Linked DNA regions of Mus musculus: region 2 is linked to region 1. Evidence: chromatin loops called from intact Hi-C (ENCODE). Cell type or tissue: gastrocnemius. All regions are shown on one strand. Each heading gives the region's core, and the rest is flanking DNA. Links, peaks and the distances in the headings are about the cores only.

The links. A loop is a pair of places that touch in the nucleus more often than their neighbours do. Peaks named below come from ENCODE experiments on the same cell type or tissue, not always from the same donor. Only the 100,000 strongest peaks of a DNase experiment are listed, where the experiment ranks them.
Region 2: a loop joins it to region 1, with 10 times the contacts of the local background. A loop is called at or near these places in 33 of 42 quality-filtered maps.

The regions. Positions count from the first base shown.
Region 1 is chr8:126,981,735-126,992,465 of GRCm38, forward strand. It overlaps the pseudogene Gm38574. Among named protein-coding and RNA genes, the nearest start is that of Gm29688, 7.7 kb to the left of the region's middle. In gastrocnemius, for the core only: a CTCF peak has its summit at 6,822; DNase peaks (open chromatin) are centred at 4,936, 6,414 and 7,087.
Region 2 is chr8:127,173,441-127,184,171 of GRCm38, forward strand. The region is part of intron 2 of Pard3 (par-3 family cell polarity regulator); the gene reads left to right. Among named protein-coding and RNA genes, the nearest start is that of Pard3, 110 kb to the left of the region's middle. In gastrocnemius, for the core only: a CTCF peak has its summit at 5,406 (motif pointing left); a DNase peak (open chromatin) is centred at 5,385.

The DNA of each region.
Region 1 (10,731 bases), core at 1,403-9,402:
TTTAGCTCTGTAGGCAGCAATATCCTTCTCGTACTTCTCCTTCAGCTTGGCAGCTTTCTTCTCATAGGGCTGCTTGTCATCTGCTGCAGTGTTGGTCCACATCTCTCCTAGTTTCTTTGCAACATCACCAATGGATAAGCCAGGATGCTCGCCTTTGATTTTGGGGCGGTACTCAGAACAGAACAAGAAGAAGGCCGAAGGAGGCCTCTCGGGTGCATTGGGGTCCTTGAACTTCTTTTTGGTCTCCCCTTTGGGGAGGGGGATGTAGGTTTTCATTTCTCTTACATAACGAGCCTTGTCAGCCTTTGCCAGATCTTCACATTTCCCCTTTTCTTTAGCAGACATGGTCTTCCACCTCTCTGAGCACTTCTTGGAGAACTCGGAGAAGTTGACAGAAGCATCCGGGTGCTTCTTCTTGTGCTCCTCCCGGCAAGTTTGCACAAAGAATGCATATGAGGACATTTTGCCTCTCGGCTTCTTAGGATCTTCTTTGCCCATGTTTAGTTGATTTTCCTCCGCGAGGCACAGAGTCGCCCAGTGCCCATCCGGCTCGTGTTTGCCTCAGCACTGTCTCTACGGAGCTCAATGTACTGCAATGGCTCTGTTATTTGCTATTTTTATTCTCTCTTTTTAAATTTAGTTATTTATTTATTGAGTATACAGCGTTCTGACTGCATATAGGCCTGCAAGCCAGAAGAGGGCACCACATTTCATTATAGATGGTTATGAGCCTCTCTCTCTCTCTCTCTCTCTCTCTCTGTCTCTCTCTCTGTCTCTCTTTGTTTTTCAAGACAGGGTTTCTCTGTGTAGCCCTGGCTGTCCTGGAACTCACTTTGTAGACCAGGCTGGCCTTGAACTCACCACCACCCGGCTCAGTTAGGACATTCTTAATTTGCAGATATTGAAGCTGCATATTAATTGTATTTTTGGTGTGTTTGTTTGTTTGCTTGCTTGCTTCCTTGGATTTTTGAGACAGGGTTTCTCTGTAAAGCCCTGGTTATCCTGGTGCTCTGTAGACCAGGCTGTTCTTGAACTCAGAGATCCACCTGCCTCTACCTCTCCAGTGCTGGGATTAAAGGTATATGTTGCTGCCATCACCCAGCTAATTACATTCTTGAAAGACATTTGATTAAAACCTCCTTCCCATGTTAAGGTGAACATGTGACAGGAGTGCTCATTGTATGCATCAATGACAAATTAGGTTTTAGATTACTGGCTCAAAACCTAGCAAGGCTACATAGACAATCCCTCTCTCAAAGAAATGAATGCATAATAAATAAATAAGTAAAAAACCAAAATGAACGTTGCATCCAGGATTTTTTAAAAAATAGGAAAGGGACTGTAGGGATGGTAAAAAGCAGAACAAAGATTTATTCTATATGACTACAAAGGGAGCCACAGAGAATCTCTCAGGCCTCTCACCTTCTCCCTTTCCTCCATGTCCCACTTACTAGTAAGAAGGCACCAGTGAAAGAGATGAGGATATTTGATTATCAGTAATAAATAATACATTAACAATAATTTTAAGGGCTGGAGAGATGGCTCAGCGATTAAGAGCACTGACTGCTCTTCCAGAGGTCCTGAGTTCAAATCCCAGCAACCACATGATGGCTCACAACCATCTGTAATGAGATCTGATGCCCTCTTCTGTTGTGTCTGAAGACAGTTACAGTGTACTTATATACATAAAATAAATCTTTAAAAACGTTTTTTGAGCCGGGCGGTGGTGGCGCACGCCTTTAATCCCAGCATTCCGGAGGCAGAGGCAGGTGGATTTCTGAGTTCGAGGCCAGCCTAGTCTACAGAGTGAGTTCCAGGACAGCCAGGGCTACACAGAGAAACCCTGTCTGGAAAAAAACAAAAACAAAAACAAAACAAAGAAACAAAAAAACATTTTTTGAGTGTCTTACAACTTCTTGTCAGAGAAGTTTGGAAGAAGTCCTGAGCCAGGCAGTGATACTCTGTAACTCAAGCCAGGAGGGTAAAGGAGACAATTGCAAGGGCTTGCTGGATACCAGATAAATTATAACTGTTGACTTATGGACCCACCCACCCACCCACCATTGCTTCTCCTGCCCTGACAGAAGGTCAAGGTGCTATGGATAGACAATGACCTTGAATAGACAATGACCTTGAATAGACAATGACCTTGAATAGACAATGACCTTGAATTTATGACCCATCTCAATCTGCTTCTGCATTTCACTTCCCTTTTTTTTTCATCCAAGTCTGAGACACTAGAATTACATGTCACACAACTCACTTATTTATGTATTTGTATTCATGTAGTTAATGAGCCAGTGTGCGTTAAAGGGAGTCATAATACAATTCAAGGAGTTCCAGGGCATGAGATAGAAAACAAAATCTCAGGGATATCTCCCTAGGGTTTATAGATAAAGAAGGTCATGGACAGACAGATACACAAGCAGGGATTCACACACACACACACACACACACACACACACACACACACACACACACCAAAAACAAACTAATCAACTTATCAAACTCACCAACAGCCCACCTGAGAAAATAATGGTAGAGTGTGGACACACAGGTTAATGCACGTATCTGCATTCCAGTCAGGTGATTCAGGTGACTCCTCCGATAAAAAGAGGGTAATTCTGTAATTTTTTTTTTTTTTTTTAGTTTTACAGGTTCAGCTCTTTATTGGACATATCAACAGAGCAGTTTATTCAAAAAGACCAAAGCCCATGTCATCTTCCGACTCCTCAGACTCTTCCTTCTTTGCTTCCACTTTCTTCTCCTCAGATGGGGCAACAGAGGTGGATGGAGCAGGACTATGAGCAGGCACAGCTCCAGCCGCTGGAGCAGGCCCACCAGCCCCCACATTGCAGATGAGGCTCAAGAGGGTAATTCCTGAGCGCCACCTAGGGCAGAAAAAATTTCAAGGCAAATGACCACAACTGTTATCTCAAAGGAAACAAGAGATGGCTTACTCTGGAGCCATTTTGAAGGACACTGGCCTGGGAACACAGATTCAGGTTCCCCCAAATTCCATGTTCCAATGTCGCATGTAATTTTTGCTTCCCAACCCTCACCTAGGTTCCCCTGGATCCTCAGATGAAAAACAAAAACAACAACACACATACACACATATCTCTATCTATCTATCTATCTATCTATCTATCTATCTATCTATCTCCTTCTCTCTTTCTTTCATCTATCTATCTTTCTATCTATATCTCACAGAACTATACTGAGCTCTGTGCCACATGTAAAGAAGGTCCCTTAGTTAGGGTTTCACTGTTGTGAACAGACACCATGACCAAGGCAACTCTTATAAGGACAACATTTAATTGGGGCTGGTTTACAGCTTCAGAGGTTCAGTCCATTATCATCAAGGTGGGAACATGGCACCATCTAGGCATGCATGGTGCAGAGGAATTGAGTGATTTCTTGTATAGATAACCATGAGGCCAACCAGACTGAAGTCAGTTCTGCTTTCTGTGGTGGTATATAGCCTTGATTTTAGTGAAAGGCTTCAGTAGGCTGGTGTCTGTTTGCACCCTGACAGATCTGTGATGTAGTAATCCCTTATACTTATAATAGATGGAGCAGTGCCTTCAGCAATGGGAACATTTTAGTGTCTTTATACAGAGAGATATGTGGTATGTGTATATAGTTATGTCTCTAGGCAGAATGTGACAATTTATTAACTTGTTCATTTCTAGTTACATTGTTATAAATTATATTAATGTGGCTTTCAAAATGTTGCATCTAAAGCTATTAGTTTTGTGGGCTTTACATTTCTATATTAATGCTTCCAGTTATAGTGGGATAAAACTAACTTCTGGGGATATTCTCTGGGTCTGTCTACAGTACCCTGTTGTTAGGTTTCTAAATTTCCCATGAACGTTCTCTTGGTGTGATGAAGTTTGACCTTACAATTGGTACCCAGTGCCCGTTGTGATGTCTGCATCGGAAACAACAAGTCCATCTGTGGTGTCCCTTACTGAAAAGGACACTCTGGAACAGGGGGAGTTTGTTTCTGTTTGTGTTTCTGTTTTGAAGACAGGGCCTTACTATGGCTGACCTGAAACTCTTTATGCAAACCAGGGCCCTGCCTTCAATTCCCAAGATCTTTCTGCGCCCCCCCCCCCCCCTTCTCCTCCTGGAATGCAGAGACTAAAGATGAACACACCACTGTGCCAGGCCAAGCGTTTCTTCTTAGTGCCCCCAACCACCCCCACAAACAAGGAAGTTCCTACTAGATGATCATAACACATATGGGATCGGATATTGAGTTCATTCCACCATGACACAGCTAGAGAGAGAACTTTTAGCTGGGCATTTGAAGGCCAATGTTCCATTGCACTATGTGGTGCTAGCTTTATGTCATCTCAACACAACTAGAGTCATCTGTAAGAAGGAAACTTCAATTGAGAAAATACTTCCAGAAGACCAGGCGGCGAGGACCTTAGGACATTTTCTCAATTAGTTATTTATTGATAGGGAAGGGCCCCGCCCATTGTGGGTGGTACTATCTCTGTACTGGTGGTCCTGGGTTCTATAAGAAACCAGGCTGAACAAGCCATGAGGAGCAAGCCAATAAGCAGTAATACTCACGGCCTCTGCATCAGTTCCCGCTTCCAGGTCCCTGTTCTGTTTTAAGTTCCTGTCCTGAATTTGATGATGAACAGCGACAATGAAGAATAAGCCCAACAAACCCTTTATTCTCCAACTTACTTTTGGTCGTGATGTTTTGTCGCGGCAATAGTAACCCTAACGAAGACAGACAGAAGACGCTAGAAAGTTCTCCCATGAACGCTGGGTTCCTGTTTCCCGGATACTTTTCCACCCTGGCTGACAGCTTTGAAATGACCAAGGTAATTAAGGCAGGAGACGCAGGTGAGCGGCACTGTATTCTTCCTTCCACAAGGTGGCGTGCCACGCCTACTAGGCACATTTTCATTCCCTGGCGACAAATGCACAAAGACTTTTCGCCAGGAGAGGTCGCAGAAACACTACCGGTTTTTCTCCACCTGTTGAGTGGGACCATCTTTATCTACACAGCACAGAACTGTGGTCAGGATGGAGGAAGGTGATCATTTTAACCCCGGTGACTATTTGTGAATTAGAAGTTGGCATGTGGCCCTATTCTATCAGTGTTATATTAAAGGTTTTAGCTAATTCTCCCTGAATAAATAGCATAAGAATAGAAAAGGTATATCATTTTTATCTGCAGACAGTATGATAACACTTCTGCAAAACACGAGACCATCAAAACAGTGAAAAAGCTACTATTAACATTAAGAAAAAGTTGCAAGTTGATTGACCAATAATTAGTATATATGAATTAACAATTTTTAAAAGCAAAAACATATTTTAATGAATATTGAACAAACGACTATGTATTTTCAATTTTATTTTAATTCTCTGTGTGTGTGTATACACTAGTGCCATGTGGTCCCGTATTTAAAGCATACCCATACACAGGACTCTGTCCTTCCTAGGCATGGCTCTGACATGAAGTGCGCTCTAGACCATTTGATTTTCATGTGGAGAAGTTGTTTTAAGTTAACAGGCTGGCAAGATAGCTCAGTTGGGTAAGAGCACTGACTGCTCTTCCAAAGGTCCTGAGTTCAAATTCCAGCAACCACATGGTGGCTCACAACCATCTCAATGGAGTCTGATGCCCTTTTCTGGTGCTCTGAAGACAGCTACAGTGTACTTATTTATAATAATAATAATATATAATTATATTATATTTAATATAGTAATAAATAAGTGAGCAGGGACTGAGCGAGCGGGGTTGACCGGAGTGAGCAGAGGTCCTAAATTCAATTCCCCATAACCACATGAAGGCTCACAGCCACAGTGTATTCATAAACATAAAAAATAAGTAGGGCTGGCGATATGGCTCAGTGATTAAGAGCACTGACTGCTCTTCCAAAGGACCTGAGTTCAAGTCCCAGCAATCACATGGTGGTTCACAACTAACTGTAATGAGATCTGATGCCCTCTTCTGGGGTTACTGAAGATAGCTACAGTGTACTTACAGTGTTATAGCAGCCGGCAGCAGCTGGAATCACAAACTTCAACATGGTTTCTGATAGCAGGCTGGATCATGAACAACAAGAGTCTGAGGTACAGACCATCGACATCAACATAGCCTGAGGCATCAGCGCGGATCTCAGAATTCGGTCTTGCCTTTGGCAGCAGCACTGACCACGAAAGTCTTTCAAAGAGACTTAGTCCAGAAAATGAACATACTTCATCTTGATTATCTCGTTGTTCAGAGTCAGGGTGATCGTGCAGTTGGGCAGAGTGTCAGGGGCAGGACCTCCGAGAGAGAGCTCTAGGCTGCTTGCTGTACACCACTCAGCCCTTGGCACTGTCAACCCAGGCATAGCCAACAGGCTTGCAGTCCGCGGGCACAGCGCTGTGGCCGCTCTCCTCCCAGCACAGGGCAAGCAACAAGAATAGGGGCAGCAGCAGAGGCTCCACGATGCTTTGGTCTCGTAGTGGTACTGGCTTCGCAGGCGACCGAACCAGGTAAGCCTGCGGTGGCCTGTCTCCAGCAGCCCGAGAAGTCGCCGGACTCGTCAACGACACGCTCCTTTTCGAGAAAATTTTAGTCAAGCCTTAAAGATATAAGTTGAGAATTACAAAAGTGGCCTATGTGGCTAATGCTAAGGTGCTGAGTCTCTTTGAGACCCTCAGCCATGCTCCCAGCGAGTTTCTCAGCGACCTCCAACTCTGCTTCATACCGTCTATACTGAAATCATCTCTATCAAAATCACGGGTCTGTAGACAGCAGTTCCGAGTTGAGCCTGTACGGGGCACCACTGATAGCGAGCGGCGTTAGAGCCATATTTATCACAGTGTCTTTATCTGTCAGGTTTCTTAAAATGTTATTTTGTTAATAGACAAAGGTTATTAAATATTAATTTACCCCTGTCTCCTGTATTCATTCTTCCCCCGCCAAGCACTCCGTTTGTCTCTGCAAAAGGTTTTTGCTCAGGAAAATCTACTAAAAGAGATTTCCATGATGCTGACTGACAGGGCAAGAGGAGCGGGCAGGCAGCCAGAAGTGCCAACTAGTCTGAGCTGTGGCCGCTCCATGAGAGATCACAGCTGGGACCCAGCAGAGGAAGGGAACAGCAGTACCACTGGGGGTCCCTCTACTGCTCCTTACCAGGGTGTCCAGGGTTGACGTTCCTGTACCTGTGGACTACTCACTCTGCGAACCCGGATAAAGCATGCTGAGGAATGGGGCAGACAGCATGCTGAGAGAAAGAGGACCCAGAACCGCAGGAAGCCTAGGTCTTCCTAGACAGCTGTGAAGTCTGCTCAGCTGTGTCTCGCAACACCAGCCAGTCAGCCAGGCCTGGGCTACCCACACTCAGCTTGATCCCTCGGCCTATCCTCCTAGGATGTTGCTCTTGTCCAGCTGCTGGCTGTAAATAAGGTGTGGCACAAAAATCACTTTCCCAGATTGGAGATATGTGTGTGTAGCCAATGCTTGGATGAAGTTTGTTCTCCTCCATAGTGGCTTTGCCAAGATTTTTTGCAGGTTACACTTTTTTTTTTAACGATTTATTTATTTATTTTATATAAATGAGTACACTATCACTATTATTTATTTTATATATATGAGTATACTATCACTGTCTTCAGACACACCAGAAGAAGGCATCAGATCCCATTAAAGGTGGTTGTGAGCCACCATGTGGTTGCTGGGAATTGAACTCAGGACCTCTGGAAGAACAATCAGTGCTCTTAACTGCTGAGCTATCTCTCCAGCCCAGCAGGTTACACTTGTAAACTCAGTAAGATCAGATTTTTTTTTTCCAACCAGCAGAGGGTGTAGCTCCTAAAAGTATTGAGCTGGATGCTTAGAAGGAGGGTGGCAAGGAACAGTAACAATAGTAAATTTCAGCACCAGAAAAATAGAGCACTAAAATCAACAGCAAACAAGAGGGGCTGGCGAGATGGCTCAGCAGGTAAGCTCTTCCGAAGATCCTGGGTCCAAATCCCAGCAACCGCATGGTGGCTCACAACCATCTGTAATAAGATCTGATGCCCTCTTCTGGTGTGTCTGAAAAAAGCTACAGTGTACTTATGTATAAGAATAAATAAATCTTAAAAAAAAGAAAAGAAAAGAAAAAGAGAAGTGTGGAAAAATCAAAAATTTGTAAAGAGGGCTGGAGAGGTGGCTGTGTTAGGAGCACTAGCTGCTCTTCCAGAGGATCAGGATTTGATTCCCTGCACCCCGATGGCAACACACAACTGTTTGTAACACTATTCTCAGGGGATCTGGCACCCTCTTCTGACCTCCAAGGGCACCAGGCACACATGAGATGCACAGACATACATGCACATAAAACACAAAGCACGCATACACATAAAATAATAAAATAAATAAATATTTTAAAATAATTAAACACATTGATAAATTAGGGTATGCTTTTTAATAATTACATATATTAATAAATTAGTATAATTTAATGAAAATCATAAGAGAAAAAAGGAGGGATCGGAATTAAGGCACACAGTGAAAGAACATGGGTGAGAGTGTCATCCTGTCAGCCGGGGGCAGAGTGTTGGTTTAGTAAAGTAGTCATAGGTTCTCCTCCAAGATCCATTACTCACTTGCACTGAGTAGTTTGCTAGTGTCCAGCAGCAGGTAGAGTTTCTCTCTTGTTGAGGGGAGGTCTTAAGTCCAACTAGAGAGCTGTTGGTTGCTATCGAGGTGTGCGTGCCACTACTGCACCTTTTATGCCATTTCTACACCCTTAGAGTTACCATACCATGCAGGTCACCATGGTTCATTAGCACCGTAGCTGGGTAGGAATATTGGTTGCTTCTCTCCTTTGGAATCTTGGTAACTTTTTTTTTTTTTAGATTTATTTATTCATGTATGTGAGTACACTATCACTGTTGCTGTCTTCAGACACACCAGCAGAGGGCATCAGATCCCATTACAGATGGTTGTGAGCCACCATGTGGTTGCTGGGAACTGAACTCAGGACCTCTGAAAGAGCAGTAAGTGCTCTTAACCGCTGAGCCAGCCCCTCTTGGAAACTTCTGATACCATGGAAGTTAGTCCCCTGCCTCTGAAGTGCCTGGTGTCTACAGCAATAGGGACTTACACTCTACCACTGGGGAGCAACCAAGGACAATAGAAATAGGCTTTACTGTTTGGGGGAGTCTCTTGGACAACTCCAATGAGGCCTTCCCACGCCTGGTGTGGGGTTTTTGCTAGATAGTCTTTGGCTCTCAGAAAGGGTGTTGTAGGCACAGATGAGGAAATTTCATTTAAACCATATACATAGCTGGGCAGTGGTGGCGCACGCCTTTAATCCCAGCACTTGGGAGGCAGAGGCAGGCAGATTTCTGAGTTTGAGGCCAGCCTGGTCTACAGAGTGAGTTCCGGGACAGCCAGGGCTACACAGAGAAACCCTGTCTCGAAAATCCAAACAATAACAACAACAACCACCCATATCCATATAAGGACTTATGTGCATTGTAGGGTTTTGTTTGTTTGTTTTAGGCAGAGAGCTGAGAGTATGAGTCCTTATAACTTTCCCTTACATTATTGAACCCTCCCCTCTTCTGTATTTGTCTCCCTCACCCCTCCTTAATTGGACATCTATGCTTCCCATCCCCCTCTTTAAATCACGTGTACCCTCTCAGTCCCCTCTAACTGCTCTCTGCCATGGTTCTCTTCATTTTCTTGTTTCTGCAGGTACTCCAGGGTATATACTCACATCTGTAGACTTGGAGCTGGAATCTCAGGTGAGAGCGAACATCCAATGCTTGGTTTTCTGAATCAGGGTTTCCTCACTCAATTTGTTTGTTTGTTTGTTTGTTTGTTTTTCTAGTTCCATCCATTTGCTTGCAAAGTTCATGACTGCATTTGTCTTTACAGCTCAGTCAGTGGTATTTTGCAAAGTCTATTGTCAACCGAAGGACTTTGAAGTTGTTTCCGTTTCTTAGCTATTGTGACTGATAGGTTACTTCTCCACCAGTGAAATGAGCCAATTCCAGTCAGGTTAGAGTATATTAAAGGCAGGTTTATTGGGAAGCCACTCTTGGGCAGGTTCACTGTCCCCAAGGAAGGAGGCCAGGGAAGTAGCCATGGGGAGAGGGGGCAGGGACGGGGAGGAGAAGAGTGAGAGCGACAGACCAACAGACCCCGAGGTATCTGGATTATATAGGGAAGAGCCTCTGGGGGAAGGGCAGCTAAAGTTCAAGGTTGGGGGCAGGGTGTGCCAGATAGGGACCAAGGGATGCTGAGAGAACCTGGGGGTCAGGTCTGTTTTGATATGTAAACTATGAATCTCTCAGTCCCTTGTCCTGGGGTCCGAAACCAACCAGTGACTCGATCGGGAATGAGCATAGCTGAGTGTGGCGCTATTTTCTGCTTCTTCCCTTGGGATGTCCAGGCCCGATGCACACTGGGCAGGAAAAGACCGGTCTGCAGGATCCCGGTCCACCAGTGAATGCCCAGGGGAGCTCTCCTCCGAAGATTTCAGTGTTGCAGCTCTTTTAGAGGACATTTACTGATAAAGCTTTCTTAGAAAGTATTCAAAACAGCGTGTGCGCACAAACTTTGTTCCCGGTGAATTATGGGAACTATATATATGAACTTTGGAGAGGGGGAAGGGGTTCTTCTTAGTGTTAAATTTAATTGGCTGAGGTTTATGAGGATAGCTCATTTGCATGGAGATTGTTGGGGCTTCTTGTGTGTGTGTGTGTCTT
Region 2 (10,731 bases), core at 1,392-9,391, 190 kb after region 1:
AGAATGGTTTTTCTCCTCGAAGCCAGCACATGGCTTATAGAAATGGAACTGTTTTGTATATATTTGTATACATTGTATATATTGGTACACATTGCTAGGGAAAGGAGGTATAGTTAGAAGACTGCAAATCTCCTCAGATTTGTCAAGAAAGTTGAGATCATGTATTAAATGTGAAAGAGCTTCTGGTGGAGTCCGGCTGTAACCCCAGCTTTTTGCTGAGTGCCCAAGTCAGCTGCAGAATGAGACCTTTGTATCCACCCAGCAGAAGGAGACCTTGCCAACGATGAGAGACTAAAAGTCAACGGGGGTAGTTTGCTGGGTGAACAGGTTTATCGTATAGGATGTATGATCAACAGTCTCAGTAAAATCTGAAAATTATTTTTTCTCGTGGGCATTTCTTTTATGTGTATGAGTGTTTGGCTTGCTTGTACCTATGCATTTCATTTATTTTTGGTACCTTTGGAGATCAGAAGAAGACACTTGATCCTCTGGAACTAGAGTTTAGGATGGTTGCGAGCCACCATGTGGGAACTGGGAACTGAATCCATACTTACATATTCTTTTGTCCCAACACAAAGGAGTCTTGGGTCTTGTACCTAAACAATTGCTATTCTCCATAAGTGTTCACAGAATACAAGAAGGCAGCACACCCAAGTATGCAGTTATGATTGTCCTTGTCAATAAAAGTGCTATGCAATAGAATTACAGTCAGTTGGATTTAGCTTTGTATCCCATAGTTGTATTTTTTAAATAGATTTCTTTCTTTCTTGTGTTAGTGTCTCTCTCTCTCTCTCTCTCTCTCTCTCTATATATATATATATATATATATATATACACACATATATATACATACACACATATATATGTATATATATACATACACACACATATATACATACACACACACACATATATACATATACATACATACATACATACACACACACATATATATGTGTATGTCTGTGCACCCTGCATGTGCAGTCCCCTCAGAAGCAAGAAGGAGGGTATCAGAAATTGGAACCGGAGTTACAGATGATTGTTAGCTGCTGTGTGGGTGCTGGGGACTGAAGCCTGTTCCTTTAAAAGAGCAGCCAGTGCTTAGGAGCTGAGCCATCTCTCCAACTCCTACAGATGTATTTTTAAATGAGTCTTTTCCTCCACTGTGGATGCTGCCACTTGTAGTTGATGAAACACGCAGATAAATAGATGTGCCAAGTACTGTACTGTTTGTCTCGGAACACTAGAACTTGTGTATATTCTCGCTAAATGTGCTGTCAGGAAGCTACTTGCTAGGAATGTACGCAAGTGTGCGTCCTTGTTTTCTAAGGTGGTAATTCTATCTGCCTTTTTCATTTGTGAAAGAAATAATGACTTAGAACTCACAACAACAACAACAACAACAAAATAGACCATCTAAGTGCGGCTTTTCTTCACTGACAGAATTACCTCCTGGTCCTAGAAGAAAAAGTGGCACTGGCAGATGGTGTGTCCCTGGTCTGCAGGAGAAATGTATTCCCAATGAGTCTTTCTGTACCCTTTTTTTTTTTGTATAAATATTAAGATGATATGAATCTTAATTTCTCCTTAGTCATGTGTTGTACTTGGAGGTTTTTGCTTCCTTAGCAGCCTCAGTTAATGTGGTTTCTACATTTGTATGTAACTTATTCAAGGGTGACATCTAATTTTTAAAATATTTAATTTTAGCTTCCCTATAAGCAATTAGGTAAAATATACATTTATCAACTGTACCCAGAATAGTTTAAGCCACAAACTCCAAACAAATCTGAAATATTTGCTTCCTTCTGATTACTTTATGGCAGGAACTCTTTGCTTTAATAACTAAACTACTTGTTGAGAGATTTCCAGTGTTTAATCATCACGGGGTTGACCTAGTTCTAGGTAGGGGTTGGGGTCATAAAAAGCAGTGAATGACTGAATTGGGGTATAAAACATCATACAGACTCGAAGGAAAAGAACCAGTAGTGTAGCTTCACTTGTTTGAACTCTGATTTCCTGGCTTAGCATTCACAAAACCCTGGATTTAGTCCTTAGCGTCACATAATCTGGGAGTGATGGTGTAGGCCTGTAATTAGTGGGCTTGAGGGGGTGGACACAGGATCAGCAACTGAAGGTCACCAGCAAAGTCCTCCCATATCTGCTACTACAGAGTGAGTTTGAGGCCAGCGTGGGATACGTGGTGCCTTGATCTCAGTGCTAACTCCTTATCATCTCACCTCAAGCCAATAACATGCAGTTCTTGACACGGCTGTTCAGCCCAGTGGTATGGTCAGTGGCTCTTCCCTAGATAAACTGGTCAATATTGCCAAAATATTAGTTAGCATTGCAGCTGGGAGGGAGCTACCTAGGGATTCAAAGACTCTACTTTTATGCAGCCCTCCAGAATAACATCATAAAAGCTAAAAAGTTTCACGGTCACAGTGATAGTTTCCCCCCCAGTGGAAGGGGCTCCAGGCCAGATGGGCTTGCTCTGCATCCCAGCTGTGCCAGCACTGAAGCTCCTTTGGTCTCTTGTTCCTCGCTGGGTGATGTCTTCTGTTTCGGGGATCAGAGCCTCAGTATCCGCCAAGCCAGTGCTGCGTGTGTGTTCTTATACCGTATTACTTTTATGAACAAGTGGGACTTGTGGCTAAATTCTACCCGGCCTAACTGCAGAAATGAAAAAATACTTAGAGACATCCATATTTATTTTAAATTTAACCAAAGTAGTGACTGACCCAGCCATCAGTTTTGACTCACCCGGTGCTTACCTCTGACAGAATAGCTTCTGATATCGTCTTCATCTTTCAGAGGTTGTAGGCTCAGCAATCATGAAGCCCCCATAAAGATCACTTTGCGGCTCAACACTTTGTAGTCTTTGATTTGCCAGGTGCTCCCCGATTAGGGGATGCTAGGTGGAGCCTGATGGCAGGATGGGACTGAGCCTTGACTTTTCTGCTCTGATGGCTACTGGCCAGCATCATCTAGCAATGGAAGTACCCTTTCCAATTCTTATCCATTTTCTTTTTATGTTTCCTGGCAGCTTCCCTTAGCCTTTGGAGAATCAACACCACTATTGGAGGATCGGACACTATTCTGTTTCTCTCCTAGCCTCTCCCTCCAAGTCCTTTTGCTAAGCAAGCCATATGTAGACTGACCTGTATCCCATCTATCCCATCCTTGGGGGCTGAGTCCCACCTGCCAGGACCCTCTTCCGTCTGACTTTGGATTTGGATAGCTCAGCTTCCATCCTTTGACTCGCCTTTTACTCCAGGATGGCCCATCCATAGTCCACTCACCTTAGGCTTCTTGTGTGGGGAATTACATTTTCTCTGGTGGGTCTTTACTGTACTAGTGTATATTTAGGTGATATTCAGCATTGAGCAAATTAGACCAGAAGGTGACTTTGAGAAACATTCTCTGAGTCATATTGTCATATGACTCATCCTCTGGGCTTTAATGGACACCTGCATGTGTTTTCATGTCTTTTGTACCAAAGGATATAAAAATTTAAAAAGTCTTCTCAAAAAAGTGGATTTGGGTAGGATTTTTTTTTGTTGTTGTTTTGATCTCCAGGAAAGTTAAATGAAGGTGAAAAAAAAATGAGTAGCAGTGATGTGCTAATTAGCAAAATCTCGTGGTTTGGGAGCAGCTAGTATAAAAAGTTATCAGTTAATTTAAGGACAGAAAGTTTGTTTTTTATTTCGACAAAGAATCTTTTATCACCAAATGAATATCAGACTCCCACAAGCATCTTTGAGTTCCCACTTCTCTTTTTTTGTTGTTGTTTTTCACCTTGAAACTTAGGAAAGTATGAAACGCGTTTTTGAAAATGTTTATTTTTATTTTTATTACTTTTTAATGTTGCATTTATTTGTGTTCCTGCCAAGGCTCTGCGAGATCTGGGCACTGTGAGTCAAAGCATGCACCCGGACATGATTCCATGTGGAGTCATGGAATATAGTCACCCTAATATAGGAAAGGGGACAGCTTGCCCTTCCCACACTCCAGGTGCAGTTTCGAATGTTTTGTAAAGCTCACAGCGTGTCCCCCTTGAGCTGATACGCGTGCTTTTGCTTGGCGTTTGTGGAAGCTTGATTCAGCATCTGTCCCCTGGCCCGCGCTTGCTAACAAGGCATCTTCAAGGTTCCTGTCCTGTGGCCCTGACTTGATTATAACCGAGTCCTCTTAGCTCACAGCATGCACATAATTAATGAAAAGGACAGCGAGTTCTGCAGGCACATGTAGGTCCCTATTACCAGATGTTTAATTATTGTTGTCAGGGAGTATTTGAAGTACCTGGCTAGCTCTGGAAGCAGAGCTAGAAGAGAAAGCCAACCCTGTTGGGTCTTGACAGATTGGTCCTTTTGTATGCAAGGATTTAAGAGTCAGTGGACAGAGCTAGAGTCTTCCTTGCACCAAATTTGTGGAAAGAGAAGATATAACACTTCAACCGCCACCCTTTGAAGCCCATGGTTGCTTCCATTACATTTGTCCTGTGTCATTGAGCCACCATTTAATTAGTATGAAACCTTGAACATTGATAATTAGATCTTCAGTAACAACATTTACATTCTCTGCAGACAGTGTATCTATCATGTATTATCATGTGATACTTCCTGGAATTTAGGCTAGTCATCTCAAGAAAATACTGAATGGATTGTGTTGCAGATGGAGGTATACTTTACCATAAAGGTATAAATTAGATATTAAGTAGGAAAGCATCCAAGAGCCCCATATAGAGAGCAGGAAATGTGTTTTATATTCAGTCTGTTAACATTGGGTTTCTTTATGACTCATTAGAAGTCTAAAATTATCCTTGGCTACATATCAACTGCAAGGCTAGCCTGGGTTACATGGGGACAGAGGACTTTGTTATGATCAACTCAGGGCCACTGGAGGGGTCCTCACAGCTATCTGTCAATACCTTGTTAGCAAGCTCAGACCAGGAACAGATATGCATCAAACATACAAAAACCAAACACAATGTTTTGTAACATACAAATTAGAGACTGAAAAAAAATTACATTTTGCCTGCATGAGAGGTCTGTTTCTAGGCTGTCCCTCTCAAATATTTGATTGATTTACCATCAGAGATTATAAATAGGGAACCCATGTATAATGAGCACAGGGCATCTCTCTGGTTGTAAAGCCACACCTCTCCTGGACCTTAATTTTCTTCGTCTTGGTCGTTTTCGCTTTGTTTTAAAAACAGGATTGCACTATGAAGCTTAGACTGTCTCGGTACAGGTGGCAGTCCTCCTGCTTCACGGTCCCAGGGCTGCAATTAGAGGTGTGGGCCATGATGCCTGCCTGGTTCACCCTGTCTGAGGCTTGTGGTTGCTTCAGTTCTTAGAAACCAAACTTCTTCTTAGATTATAGATGGCCATACTGCCCCCTAGTGTTTTCTCTGTGCCCTACTCATAAGGATTTGGATTACAGAGCACATATATCTACTGAGATTTTGTTCCTGCCCTTGCATGAAAATGCAGCATCCTTAGAGCACAGTGCAGACAGGGAGAGTGTCTTTGTTTCTAGGGCTGCCGTTCCCTATGCACCCTCAAAATGGGTTCTGATTTTTTTTTTTTTTTTTTTTAGACCAGCACTCCTGTTCTGTCCATATTCCACTTTCTCTGTTTCTGTCCCATGTCAGGTCCCACGTTCTGTTTGCCTGGGAGAAACACAAGCTAGGATACTACCAGTTTGCATTTTATAAATAAAACATACAAAGAGATCAATGGGAACTTAAAAGATACAAAGATACATAAAAACATATACTTTGAAAGAGCCAGGCAGGCAGCCCTAAAAGATACATTGTAATACTGTATTTATGTTAAGACTCCATTTTTTTTAAAAAATAAGAATGGTGGTTGTATACATGGAGCTAAGTTATTTTTCCTCTGAATGGACCCATTTTTAAATTGTCGCCATAAAATGGTTAAGGTTGAATGAATATTTTAAAGCACATGAAACCTGGTCATAAGGGAAGTGAGTTTTTTTTTTTATTAAAAGTGTTTTTTAAAAAAATATATAACATGCTTGAGTAGTCAATACAGCCAACCCTGTAATGTATAAATTTTGCATCTGTGAATTCAACCCCAAGTCAGAAATATTCTGGAAAAGTAAATAAAAAAATGAAAACAAACCCTAAAAATTGCATTTTTAAAAAGTATACAGACCTTTCTGTCTCTTTGTTCTTACTTAAACAATGTAACATGGCAGCTGTACCCATCACATTTTAATGGTTCTGTTAGGTATTATGTAATGTAGACCGGATATAATGGGTGCAGGAGGAGTCAATGCTTGCCTGGCATGACTCCCAGCACCACCAATACAGTGCATGGCAGAGTTTGTGTGGATAAATTCTGTGAAAAGTTTGCACCATCTTGACACCAGCAATTTGAGCAGCTACCTAGGTGGTGGTACCTGTGGGATCCTGGGATCAGTCCCCCATAGATCCTGAAGACTGACTGCATTGATAAAGTTTTTACTGAGCTCAACAGAGGGTCAGTGGAGTTTTGGGTTCAGAAGAAGTGTTTGTCACGTAACAGGAAAGAAGCAAAGGCATTAAATGCTTAATTCACTTTTTTTTTTTTCCAGCAGGGGTACATAGGGGAAACTGTAAGCAGATGTGAATAGTCAGGGTCAGATTATAATTTTGGAAGGAAAAGCTAAGGGTCAGAATGTTCTGAGGATCTGACCTGGGGCTGTCTCTATCCCTAAGGGGATTGTATGGCCATCTCAGACCTGAGGGGAAATTTGGTTTCTAAGTAGGCAGGGTGTGGAAATGTGTGCTGTGTGCCTGTGTGGCAGATCAGTGCCCTCATGTTAACTAGCAGCTTGGGAAGAGCTTATGGTGGTCGAGCCCAAAGTTTTGAGTCTGATAAGTGAATAGATTCAGCGGCATCAAGGAAGTAGTCTAATAGGAAGTAGACAGATGTGATTGGGTCTGGCCTGAACTTCACTAATATTAGCACCATAGGCATTCTGCTGACCCGTGAAGCTATCTTGTCAATCATTTAAACAGCTATGCGTTGCTGTAGATTCATGGGTGCTTTCCCATGGAAAGGTAGGGGGCTTCTTGCATCCTGAATGGCAAAGTTTGGGTCATTTAGCTTAGCTCTGTGTCCACCTCTCAGGTCACATGTGAACGCCAATCATTCCTATCACTCCGTGTTGCTTCGAGGGGAGACTGTTACTTTACTTATATTAGTTGTCTTTAATTCTCACTTTCTTTTCTTTGAAGATCCTTTTCAGGAAGTGAACAGTAGGGTTCTCTGATAGTTCTTTGAACTGTTTTTTTTTTTTTTAATTTCCTTCACAATTTTACCGGCCCCAGGTGTGTTTTCCTTCACCTCATCTCATTAGAACCATGCCATCATACCCGTATTTCCTATAAGGCTGTCAGTTTCACATTAAACCACTTAATAAAGACAAGATGCGGACTGTGAGGTGGAAACGTCTGGTTTCTTTGGAAAGTCAGTTATGCCAAATGATGTTTTGCTGGGGCACACAGGTGAAAGGATGTTTTGCTATAGCAGACATGTGAATGAAAGTGCGATGTTAGCTGGGTGTGGTGACGCACGCCTTTAATCCCAGCACTCAGGAGGCAGAGGCAGGTGGATTTCTGAGTTCGAGGCCAGCCTGGTCTACAAAGTGAGTTCCAGGACATCCAGGGCTAGTCAGAGAAACCCTGTCTCGAAAAACAAAACAAAACAAAACACAAAAAAAAGAATGTGCGATGTTTAGAAAGAATATAAATATGACCCCATAGTCAGTGAGAGCTCAAACATTGGTTTGCTTTGCTCTGTCTGTCTTACTAGCATTGCTGACATGCATGTATTGGTTTATCTCGCATTGCATTGCTGAGCTCTGCCTATGGTAACTTCACAGAGAGAAACACTCACCAAAGAACTTCTTGTGAGGTTCCTGTGGCTTCTTGATATTTCCGTGGACTTGGGCCAGTTGTCAAACCTTGTGGTTTCTTCTGGATTGAACTGCCCTTGCTGATTTGTGTGTGGTGTCTGCCAAGTAGACTGGTCTGCAGCTGCTGATTCATGCTTGGTGTTTGCTAGTGGACTGGGCTAAGAACAGCAAAGATTGAAATCTCCCCCAAAGAACTATTTCTAAACAGGTCTGCTTCCCCGTACCCTAATAACCTTTCTCTTCTACTGCCTCTGGTGGGTGGTGGGCTAGAGTGGAGGTTGAACCCTTATTAAAGTTGGTTGAGAAAAATATATGCCTACAGATTGTCTTGTGGGCTCATGTCTTGTGTTACTGGGGCTCAGCGTATGAGCATCCCCCCATGACTAGTGTTCATGTCTGCGCACCATGCACTGCACTGTCTCTTCCTGGAATCTTATTTTTGCCCTGAAGTTTCATCTGATAGTCATCAGGGTCAGAGGTGGCAAAATCTGCTTTTTGACCAAATGTTGTGGACACACTGTGGCTTTCTCAGGGTCCTGTGGGTCAGCCTAACCTCTGTGCATTTCCATAGCCCAATCTCAGTACCTTCCTCTTTCTTTAAAGAATGTCAGCTCTTGATCATGGCTAGGCCATTGATGCTATGCTGTTTCCAGAGTTCATTGTAGAAACTGCTAGTTCCTAAGGAGGGGTTTTGTCTAAACAAAGAAGGAGTTCAGTTCTTTCTGGTGATGATTACTAATCTCTGGGGAATTGAGGAAGTCATTATTGGGTATTGGGGTGGAAGCTACTGGGACTCATCTGTTGTTGGATCTTATGAAACACAGTCTTTCTTTTTCAGCAGGTCTGCCCCCACACTCGGAACATTTTTCCCTCATTATCCTCTCTCAGAACTCTGAGTTCTGCCACTCTGGCAAGTCTTTAGCCGTCACATCTGCACCCCACCAGCACCACTTTCTTTAGCTGACAACTTTTAAACAGTTTCCTGACAAGTCTGCTTGCGAATTTGTACAAGCTCCTCTGTTTGATTGAGGAGTTTGACTAATCACTGTACATGGCTGTACTTAGGCCTGGACTGACTGATTCCCTTTCCCCAGAATATGTCTGTTCATTTGATGCTGTTTGGGAGCCTGTGAGCACACACAGGTGCATCTTCTCCTTGCTCCATTTGAGTGAGGCCATCGCACAGCTTCTGTGAGCAGTGTGGGAAGTGTAGGTTATCGTGGGGGTGTCTGCTGGAAATTTCTCTGCCTTGGTTTTGCCTGTTCCTTCAAGGATACTGACCAGGCCTAAAAATCTGTTTCAATTGCACAACTGCACTGAGAAGTGGGAAACCGGCAAGGGAAGGTTGGGAAGAATATCAGGGATAATGGGTTTTCTGAGGAAAACCCGAGATGCCTGCATGAGGGAGGCGGCCAGTTAGTGGCTTTGCCCTGTGCTTCTCCATACAGAACGTGAAGGACCCAAGGAAATGAACATGGCACATCTTCACTAAAAGCTGGGCCTCACCTCAGTATGCACTGTTAGACCTATGTACAGCCAGCCTCAGGTGAGGCCCCCAGTACTTGCTCAGTGTGACTTAATGCTGAGATCCACTCTCCTGGGAATGGGGTGGCTCTGCACAGCACAGTGGTTGCTTCATGGTGTCTCAGGTCCTAGGTGAGAGCTTTGTGTTAGCCTTGGAACCGCACAGGTGTCCCAGTTCTACTTCAGGAGAACGAAACGGCACTTTGGTTTTGCAGAGCAGCTGTGTGCTGAGAAGGACTTGGGAGTCATCTGTGCTAGGGGGCTTTATTGGCATCTTGAAGACTGTTGTCACATTGGGTTGGCTGAGGAGAACTTCCAGGTCCCTTGAGGACTAGGCTGGTAGTCCCAGTGGTTACCGAGGATAGGGAGCATCACTGTGGTGGCTCTCCGGACATCTTCAGTTCCTGCTCTGTTTGTCTGTATTTATTTTGGGTAACGGTTGGACCTCCTGCCTCATTTTCCCAAGTGCTACGGTTATAACCTTATACCACCATGCCCAGATTCTCTTTCTGTCCTCCCTGTGTGTAGCCACTTTTGGCTCAGTAGGTAATGCCTTGGATGGCAGAGAAACAGCTGGCTTGATTCCCTCTTAGGAAGGAGACTCAAGGGACAATGGGTGCTCAGTATTAAGGGAAAGATGCTGGGAATAAGGTTCCTTCTTTCCTCAGACCAAAAGAAAGAATATGTGGGAAGTGTTACTGCATTAATTTTTGCCATTTGCCTAATTCTGTGGAAGGGAGATGAGCAGGTGTCTGTGCAGTCTCTGGATACCATGTTTCCCTGCACATGCGTGGACATAGAACTTTTCCCACACTCACTGGATGGTGATGGCAGCTGCTTAGCCACTCCAGTGCACCCACTGCCAAAGTGTGGTCAGGATATGCTTGGCTTTTGTCTGCTCCCTTTGTGTGTGTGTGTGTGTGTGTGTGTGTGTCCGTCTGTTTGTCTGTCTCTCTCTGTGTCCATCTGTCTGTCTACACACACACACACACACACACACACACACACACACACTCTTTTCCTCCTTCTGACCTAAGTGATGGTAGTGTACCGAGCTGGCTGGCAAGAGAGTTTCCAAAACTAAACTCTTAAGTCTCAGAGTTTGCTAGGCCCTCTCTCATCATCAAGACAAGTACAAAAACAGTGACCTTTCTGGTTCTCCCCCTGTGTGCTGTGGAGTGCTGTAGTGCCCTGTCCCGGACCTCTGGTGATAGATATGCTTGGGACTATTAGCTTTGTGGTTGAGTTGCAAATCTGGGTAAATATTTGTGCAAAGCCAAG